2 separate regions of the Homo sapiens genome follow, and region 2 is linked to region 1. The links are chromatin contacts, found by Hi-C or POLR2A ChIA-PET in ENCODE. All regions are on one chromosome and are shown on one strand. The core of a region is the stretch at or near the end of the contact, and the rest is flanking DNA. Distances in the headings are between cores, read along the strand shown.

Region 1 (4,270 bases), core at 890-3,389:
CCAGAAAAAATTTCAACAGTTATCTCCAAAGAAGGATTCCTGGCCGGGTGTGGTGGCTCACACCTGTAATCCCAGCACTTTGGGAGGCCAAGAGAGGTGATCATGGGGTCAGGAGTTCGAGACCAGCCTGGCCAATATGGTGAAACCCTGTCTCTACTAAAAACACAAAAATTAGTCAGGCATGGTGGCACGTGCACTGTAGTCCCATTTACTTGGGAGGCTGAGGCAGAAGAATCGCTTGAACCCAGGAAGTGGAGGCTGCAGTGAGCCAAGAACATGCCACTGCACTCCAGCCTGGGCAACAAGACAAGACTCTGTCTCAAAAAAAAAAAAAAGAAGTATTCCCTAGTAAGACATGACATTCCTCATCACCTTTAACAGTTATGAAACTCCTTTTTCCCCCTTTCCACTGCAATTCAGCCTCATTTGAGAGAATGAGATATGTCTGAGGTCTTGGCTTAACTGCTAAATTGGGGAGGAGACAAGTATAATGGTTAAATGTGGACTGCCTGATTTTTTGTCTGGGCACTTATTAGCTGTGTGATCTTGGGCAAACTGTTTAACTTTTCTTTGACTTCGTCTCTTCATCTTTAAAATGACAGATGGTGGTGATGAAAATTAAATGAACTATTAACATAGCTATTTCTCATCACCTAGTGGTGATGAAAATTAAATGAGCTATTAATATACTAAAGTTCTTAGTTGTTATTAATACCATTTAATTTTCCCCTTCTGGAGGTTAGAAAGGGGTTTTATTCATTATGGTACTTCTCATAGTATACAGTATAATGCCCTATACATGTGTTCAATAACTAACGTTGAAAGAATAAGCACTTTTATATATTTTCAACAGTAATTACTTTAAAAACTTAAGAAGAACTAACCTTCAACAAAATGTGATCCTTCAGTAACAAACTCCAGTAACTGGTCAAAGATTGCAGTAATCGCCTTCTTAGCCAGCACAAAGTGCTTCAGTGGAGAAACAGGTTCTGCCATTATGCTACTAGAGGGAGATAAAGTTAGAAAAGCACCAACTAAAGTGGATGATAGACATGCAAACTGATGACACACCAGTGACATTCATCAACTCCCCAATGAAATAAATTATGCTGGCAAAATGTTTTTAGGTAATTCTTTTTTGGGAGTGTTCTAGTCAGACAGTTAGAGACGACTTTTGAATGATATTTCACTAAAATAAGTGAAATCTATTAGCCAAAATCTTGGTTGCAATTTCTACTCAATTTCCCTTTGGTGAAGACGAAACTAATTGTGACTAAGTTTGTCACTGCATGTGACTCTAAAGTACATCAGGGAACAGGGTTAGTGAGGCGAAGCCAAATTCACACACAATAAGGAAGTTACTAAGTTTCTCAACCTGAAGCTCTAGGTGAGTAGGAGTGGATATGCAGAGTGAGGAAATAAAATTCTAAGATCACAATGTGAGGCTGACATTTAGAAAGGTAAGGCTTCAAGAGGGCATTAACGCTTCCAGCCAAAGTACCAGAAACTTCAAGGACTATAAGTTTAAGAAAGCATAGGTGGTTTCTCAAGAAAAAGACACCAAAGACAAACAATCACGGTCTAATCCTGGTGTGTACATGGAAAGGAACAGTGGCCATAAAGAAGGCGGATTCTTCCAGAGAGTCAAGAAATGACCGCGCGAAGGAGCTGCGTGGGAAAAGCCGGGTGGGGGTAACGCCCCGGTCCGGCCGGTGTGAACACCTGCCTTAGAAAAGGCCTCCCACCTTCCCACACCGGGCGCAGGAGTCAGGGCCAGAGCCCACCCCCGCCCCGCGCACGACCGTCTAGGTCCGGATCCCCCAATCCCACCCCCGAGCACGGCCTCGTGGGCTCCGTGGGCTCGACTCGGCCGCCAGCCCCGTTCGCCCGACAGCTGGCTCTCTCCTTTCCCACAGGACCGCGGCGGGCGGCGCCTCGTCACACAACGCTGCATGCACGACTCCCGCCCCCGGTCCCCAGTCGCTCGAAGGTCACTCCGAGCGTCGCAAACGTGCTGTCGAGGCAGCCGGCACTCACAGTCTCCGCTCCAACTATCACCCGGCAACAGCAACTCGGCCACAGATGCCAAACTGCCTCATCTTCCCGAGAAGTTAAAGGCGGAGAGGAGGCAGGGGGAGTGGCAAAGGGCGGTCACTTCCGGCCTCTTGCCTCCTCTGTTCTGTTTGGCTCCGTGGCCGGAAGCGCATCTATGCCAGGCGCCATTTTCCTTAAGGGCAGAAGGCAAGGTTTGTTGTGGGCAGAGACTGCTACCAGGAGAGTGGTTTTCCGTTCCCCCTTCCAACTTCTTCCCCTCCCTTCTCCCCTCAAAGTGTCCAAGTATCTGCCCAGCCTAGGCTTAGCTAGCTTCCAATGATGGTGGTGGCTGACGCCTATAATCCCAGCACTTTGGGAGACCGAAGGGGTGGGATATCTCTTAAGCCCAGGAGTTCGAGACTAGGCTGGGCAACATAGGGAGGCGCCCCCCCCCCCGCCCCCGACCCTCTTCCTCCTCCCCGTCTCTACAAAATTAAAAAATGAAAAATTAAAAAAATTTTAAAAACTTAGCGAGGCGTGGTGGCACACACCTGTGGTCCCAGCTACTTCGGAGACTGAGGCGGGGGGATTGTTTGGGCCCGGGGCTGCAGCGAACTGTGATTTATCGTGCCACTGCACTCCAGCCTGGGCAAGAGAGCGAGACATTTTTTCAAATAAATAAATAAATAAATAAAAGAAAAGAAATCCAGATCGTATTACTTTCCGAACTTAAAAAGCTTTCCAGGCCGGGCGGGGTGGCTCACGCCTGTAATCCCAGCACTTTGGGAGGCCGAGGCGGGCGGATCACAAGGTCAGGAGATCGGGAGCATCCTGGCTAACACGGTGAACGCCCGTCTCTACTAAAAATACAAGAAGTAGCCGGGCGTGGTGGTGGCGGGCGCCTGTAGTTCCAGCTACTCAGGAGCCTGAGGCAGAGAATTGCTTGAACCCGGGAGGCGGAGGTTACAGTGAGCCGAGATCGCGCCACTGCACTCCAGCCTGGGCGACAGAGCCAGACTCCATCTCAAAAAAAAAAAAAAAAAAAAAAAAAAAAAAAAAAAAGCTTTCCAACAGCTTGCCATTATACTTAAAATTAAAGCTTCGGATGGTAACCGCCCAAGGAAAGCCTTCACCTTGCCCGCTGACTAGCCAGAACTGATACAAGACAGGGGGATTGCAAATAAAGACTTAGTCACGCAAAGCCGGCTGTATGGGAGACTGGAGTTTTATTATTACTGAAATCAGTCTCCCCGAGCAGCACTGGGGAGCAGAATTTTTAAGGACAATTTGGTGGGTTGGGGGAGGCCACTGAGCCAGGAGTGCTGATTGGTCAGGGATGAAATCGCAGGGAGTGGAAGCTGTCTTTCTGCACGAGTCAGTTCCTGGGTTGGGGGACACTAGGTCAGATGAGCCAGTTTATCGGTCTGGGTCGTGCCAGCTAATCCATCAGTTCTGAGCATAGGTAGTCTCAAAGGGAACATTTACTCTGTTTGAATTTTAAAAATCATGATGGTATCCTTTTATTAGTTCTGTACTTAATAATTATATTTAATATAATTACTGCATTTTAAAGCAAGAGTGACATATTACAGGCTATAAATTATAGCACGGTAATTAAATGTTTAATATAGTAAGTAATAAGAAATTTAATCCATTGCTTTTGTGTGTGTGTGGAACACACATATTACCAAAAAGCCAGGAGAGTAAACACAAAGAAGGAAAAGAATTAAAATATAAACGCTAAAACCAACATAGATATTAACAAAAACTAACGTTATTTGAAAGAAATTATCAATTTGATGTATCACTGCCAAATCTGTTCAAGAACATAAAAAATGAAAGGACACAAATTAAGGGGAGAATAACTATAGATATATATATAAATGCCAACAAATTGAAAAGCTTAGATGAAGTATAAAATCTGGGAAAACATCAAATACCAAAATTAGACCGAGAAAAAATAGAAAACTCGAATAGGCTAAGTTTCCCACATATTCAAAACTAGCCAGGTCTAGATGATTTTCGGGGTAACTTTCTATTACATGTTTAACGAAAAGATTAATCTTGCCGGGTGCGATGGCTCACGCCTGTAATCCCAGCAGTTTGGATCATGAGGCGTGTGGATCATGAGGTCAGGAGTTCGAGACCAGCCTGTCCAATATGGTGAAACCTTGTCTCTAATAAAAAACACAAAAATTAGCCAGGCGTGGTGGCAGGTGCCTGTAGTCTCAGCTAC
Region 2 (4,832 bases), core at 439-2,938, 3.6 Mb before region 1:
ATGCAGGAGAAGGTGGAGTCATGGAAAATGAACAGGAAATTCAAGGAGGAAGTGTCCAAACGCAGGCGAGAGGTCAATTAGAATAACTAAGGCCTGTACCTTGGTAGAGCTTAGGAAAACCCACAAACGATTATTTCAATGGAGTAGAACAGATTGGAGTAAGAGATACAGTGAATCCTCCTCATTAACGCCCTAGGTGTTAATACTTTAGGTCAAAAGCTAGGTGAATTCCTGGAGAACCTCCGTGGATGTAGTCCAGTTTCAGGCTTGCTGCATGAGGCAGATCTGGCTTCTCCTTGCAGGACTATTTACCCAGAGCCCAGCAAGGAGCTTGGCACATTCACATGCATTCTTTAAATATTGGGGGAAAGAATGGATGAACGGTTTGTGGCCGCCAGAAACCTGCCTTGGTACAGCGCTGGGCGCTCCCAGTACATGGCTAGCTCCAGGAAGTTAGGAGGCCTTTGGGAGTTACCAAAGAAGTTCTGTTGTTTTGGTAAGAACAAATTCATTAGTTATAGGGTTGATCTGGTCGTTTAATGCCTGTGCTGGTGATGATGGTGATAACGGGTCTACTCAGGTGGGTCCTGTTCTGAAACGTAGGTAAGCTCTTGGTACAGTTTCAGATGTGACTTTCTGAGTGAGTTTGCTTTCTTAGCTGTTTTATTTCCTTCCTGTGTGAAGGTGTCTTATCTCTCCAACTGGATACTACATTTCTGAAGGGCAAGGACCACTTACTCCACAGGAGTCTTCTGTCCTCCTTGCAGCACGAATTTGTCCACTTGATCCTCAGCTCAGAATCCTAGTGCTCCTCAGCCTCAGTTGATTTAACGCCCAGGGCAGGTCACACCTGGACTGTCCGCCCTGCGTGACTAGACCCTCAGTGAAAAAATGTGTAGTTGCTTCCCGAAACTTATCCTGGGCGGGCCGAACTGAGGGGATACTGAGAGCTAGCAGTAGGCAGGCAACCTGGACTCCCGCAGCCCGGCCTTGGGTCTCAGTGCACCCCACCCCATCTCACTATAGGGTTACCCCAACTGTCTCCCAGTAGACAGGTCTGGGGAGAGCCTGGTCCTCACTAATGGAGTGACAGCCACCGCAGGGGGGGGACTAAGGTCTCCCCTGGGATGCCCACGCGAGGGAACTGATGTAGGTCTGATACTGAGATTGGGGGGAAAAAGAAGAAAACACGGGGCAGGGGGAGGTGTTTCCACTATCTTCTCCCTTTTTTTGATACTGATGGGGAGGGGAGGTCTGGGATGGATGAAGCTCCTCAACCATCCGTTTCAGCCGCCCCCAGCTGCTCAACTTATCCGCCGCCGCTCGTGCCCGCTTCCAGCCTGCGTAGACCCGGCCGTGGTCGTCCGGAAGGAACCGCGTAGGAAACGGAGGTGGGGTGTCCCCCGGCGCCCCCACCAGAGACCGCCCGGCGCGGCAGGAGGATGTCGGCGCGCGGAGGGCTTGCGTCGCCCGCCCCTCCCCCGCCGCGCCCCCCGCCCCCGCCCACTCCCCGGGGGACCCCCGCGCCCGGGGGAAGCCCCGCGCGGGGCGCCCTCCGCCTGCCTCCGTCCCTCCGCCTCCCCGAGGTCCGGGGCTGCCTCCTCGGGCCGCGCCGGGCCGCCCCGCACTGCGCATGAGCGGGAGCCGGGCAAGCCCGTGAGAGGAGCCGCCGCCGCCGCCGCCGTCCATTCGCTGCGGAGCCGGAGGAGGAGGGGAGAGGCCTGGAGGACACCAACATGGTGAGGCACTGCGGCCGCCCGCCCGCCCTGCCGGCTGGGGGCCGGCGCTGCCGCGCACCCCCGCCCCGGCCGCCCTCCGTCCCGCGGCGACCCTGCAGCCCCGAGCCTCGGCCCGCGGCCTCCGTCCCGCTCCCAGGCGGGGGCTCTCCTGCCTGCCTCTCCCTTCCTCCTTCGCCCCTTCCCGCCCGGGCGCAGCCGCTACGCGAGAGCCGAGGAGGCGGAGCGGAGCCGGGCCTAGTCGGGAGCCCCGGGGAGTTTGGGGCGCGGGGAGCGGCCCCGGTGCCCCTTGCCGGGGCCCGGCGCGGGTGGGGGAGGCGTTGGGGCGGGGGGAGGGGAGGGGGCAACGGCCTTGCCCCTGCCCCTCTGCCGGCTCCATTGTGTCTGGTCGGGGACTGGGGTCTGGGGTTCCGGGTGAGTAGCCTCCCCCCGCCCCGAAGCCGGGGCTTCCCTCTCCGCCCGGCCGGGGAGAAGGAAAGACTTTCCCGGCGCGCCTCTCCCTCCTCCGCTCCCGGCTCCAATACCCCGCAAGTCTCCCAGGCAGTTTTGCTTGGGGCGGGGTATCAGCCCTTTTCCTTTCTCCATCACCTCTCGAGGCGTCCCATGCTTTTGGAGAAGGAGAGTTTCCCCGGCCAGTTGGTGGAGGTTATATTTACCTCTCTACTGAAAACATGGGAGACTGCTGAGCTTGGGGGAGGGGGTACGGAAGTGCAACCTGTTCTCATTTCATAAAATTAGGGAACACAGACTAGCGAGCGCCCTTTCGAGCACCTATTTTATTTGCTTGGGGGTGGGAGGAGTAATTGCTTTATTATAGTAGTTAAGGGCCATTTGTGATTTTTTTTAAAACAGTTTGTCAAGTTACTCTCCTTTTTTGTTTGGGGGGGGGAAAAAGTCCTCTCCAGGCTTGCAGACCCTTGTGGTCGAGTTGTTTACTTTGGTAATTAAGTACCTGACTCTGCTGGACGCTCTTCGCGTTTCAGAAGCGCTGTTTGGCATTGTACAGTCTGAGCGTGAGTTGAATTCCGTGCAGGTTACTGTATGAATAGTAAAAATGATATTGTTGTCCTTTGCTCGTGGGGAACATAAAGGCCTCTTTGAGGAGGGTGTGTGTGCGCGCCTGTGTTAAGGGAATGCTCCAGTGTCTTTGTTTTTAGTTGGTCTTATTTTTGCTGAATGACACTTCTAGTCCCATCCTCCAGCTTGGCAGTATTTTGTTGTCATGTATGGATATATGGTTTAGTCTGACACATATTTAACACTTATGTTCTGTGGCAAGTTGTGTAGGAATTTACAGTTTGAATTGGTAAGAAAACTTTAAAGTGCAGGTTAATGTATAGATTAGTATTACAGTGTTCAGAGATCCACCAGGCAGTCTAAACAGTTTCTAGTTTCTTAAGTATTTAGATGGTCATAGACATTACTCCTGAAGTTTCCAGACTCTTAGCATTTAGATAAGTATAGTAAGCTCGAAGTAATGACGTTAATTCCCTGGGAAACACTCAGCCACAGCTGAAATGTGTGCTCTTCAGGATGGTCTCCAGATCCGCATCATCCCCTAGACAGTGGGGTCCCGGAAATACTCATCACCTGTTCAGGAATTCAGGCATCAAGTGGTTCGTAGGGAGAGTTCAGCTTGTAAGCTTCTATTCTTTTGGTTAATATTAAAATTAGCTAGTTTTGAAACTTAGCCATAACCCATGTAATTCTACCAGTGGTGACAAGATATTAATTTAAAACATATCCTGTGGCTGAACTCAGTTTATGTCATGAGAATTGTCGTGATATTCTCTGGTTTAGCTAACTCACCGTAGGGGCTGGGCACGGTGGCTCATGCCTGTAATCCCAGCACCCTGGGTCACCGAAGCAGGAGGATTGCTTGAGAGCCTAGGAGTTTGAGACCAGCCTGCGCAACATAGTAGTGAGACTCCATCCCAAGGAAAAAAAATAGCCAAGCATGCTGGTGCTAGCCTGTGGTTGCCCCTACTCCAGAGGATGAGGTGGGAGGATTACTTGAGCTGGGAGGTTGAGGCTGCTGTGAGCCCTGCCACTGCACCACTCCAGCCTGGCTAACAGACCTTGTCTCTTAAAAAAAATAATAAGAAAGGAAAGAGACTCACCACTGGCCCTAATCGAAGTTAGGCAGTAAGAATTTTATAGTTAAGAAGTTGTTTCATTATAAAGTTATCTTACATATATTTGTTTCTTTATGCAGTTTCGGGGCTGTGAGTTTTTTGGTGTCTGTAGCTGCAGCCCATTTCCAGAGCACATGTTATTGTCAGTTCTAGAGCAAACTTAAATGATGGGATATTTGAAATACTTTGTATAAGTAAAAAAGTTCTGTTAACTTCCTCCCTCCCCCCACACACAGACTAAAAACGACTCCAAAATTAGATAATATTCTGTTACTTTGGAACTTGTTTTTTGTTGTTGTTGTTTTTTTTTTTTTGAGATGGAGTTTTTGCTCTGTTGCCCAGGCTGGAGTGCAGTGGTGCAATCTTGGCTCACTGCAACCCGTGCCTCCTGGGTTCAAGCGATTCTCCAGCCTAAGCCTCCCAAGTAGCTGGGATTATAGGTGCCCGCCAACATACCCGGCTGATTTTTGTATTTTTAGTAGAGACGAGGTTTCACTATGTTGACCTGGCTGGTCTCGAACTCTTGACTTCAGGTGATCCACCTGCCTCGGCCGCCCAAGGTGCTAGGATTACAGGCGTGAGCCACCACGCCAGCCTGAAACATATTTTTAAAAAGTGTTCGGCTGAGTGCAGTGGCTCACGCCTGTAATCCCAGCACTTTGGGAGGCCAAGGTGGGCGGATCACAAGGTCAAGAGTTTGAGACCAGCCTGGCCAATACGGTGAAACCCCGTCTCTACTAAAAATACAAAAATTAGCCAGGCGTGGTGGTGGGGGCCTGTAGTCTCAGCTACTCAGGAGGCTGAGGCGGGAGAATCACTGGAACCCAGAGGAGGAGGTTGCAGTGAGCCGAGATCGCGTCATTGCACTCCAGCCTGGGCGAGAGCGAGACTCCGTCTCAAAAAAAAAAAAGTGTTCAAAACGTGTGGGTTGTTTTATTTATAAGATGGCAGGATTGGACTT

Evidence for each region. A loop is a pair of places that touch in the nucleus more often than their neighbours do. ChIA-PET counts read pairs that join two places held with the same protein, here RNA polymerase II (POLR2A). Pooled maps may share reads with other maps.
Region 2: a pooled map shows a loop between it and region 1 (2.3-fold over the local background). The contact joins the promoter of DCUN1D1 here to the promoter of MFN1 in region 1. A Hi-C loop is called at or near these places in 5 of 50 pooled maps. POLR2A ChIA-PET finds 5 or more read pairs at or near these places in 2 of 52 experiments (K562 and T-cell).

The regions. Positions count from the first base shown.
Region 1 is chr3:179,345,578-179,349,847 of GRCh38, reverse strand. It overlaps MFN1 (mitofusin 1), which reads right to left and starts at 2,139. Exons shown (of 18, transcript NM_033540.3): 1 at 2,038-2,139; 2 at 885-1,003. The coding sequence starts at 996. RefSeq lists enhancers at 1,348-1,567, 1,901-2,430 and a silencer at 1,688-1,847.
Region 2 is chr3:182,977,394-182,982,225 of GRCh38, reverse strand. DCUN1D1 (defective in cullin neddylation 1 domain containing 1) reads left to right here and starts at 1,688. Exons shown (of 7, transcript NM_020640.4): 1 at 1,688-1,739. The coding sequence starts at 1,737. LOC105374246 (a long non-coding RNA gene) reads right to left here and starts at 1,419. Exons shown (of 2, transcript XR_924771.2): 1 at 739-1,419. RefSeq lists silencers at 1,400-1,839, 1,900-2,019.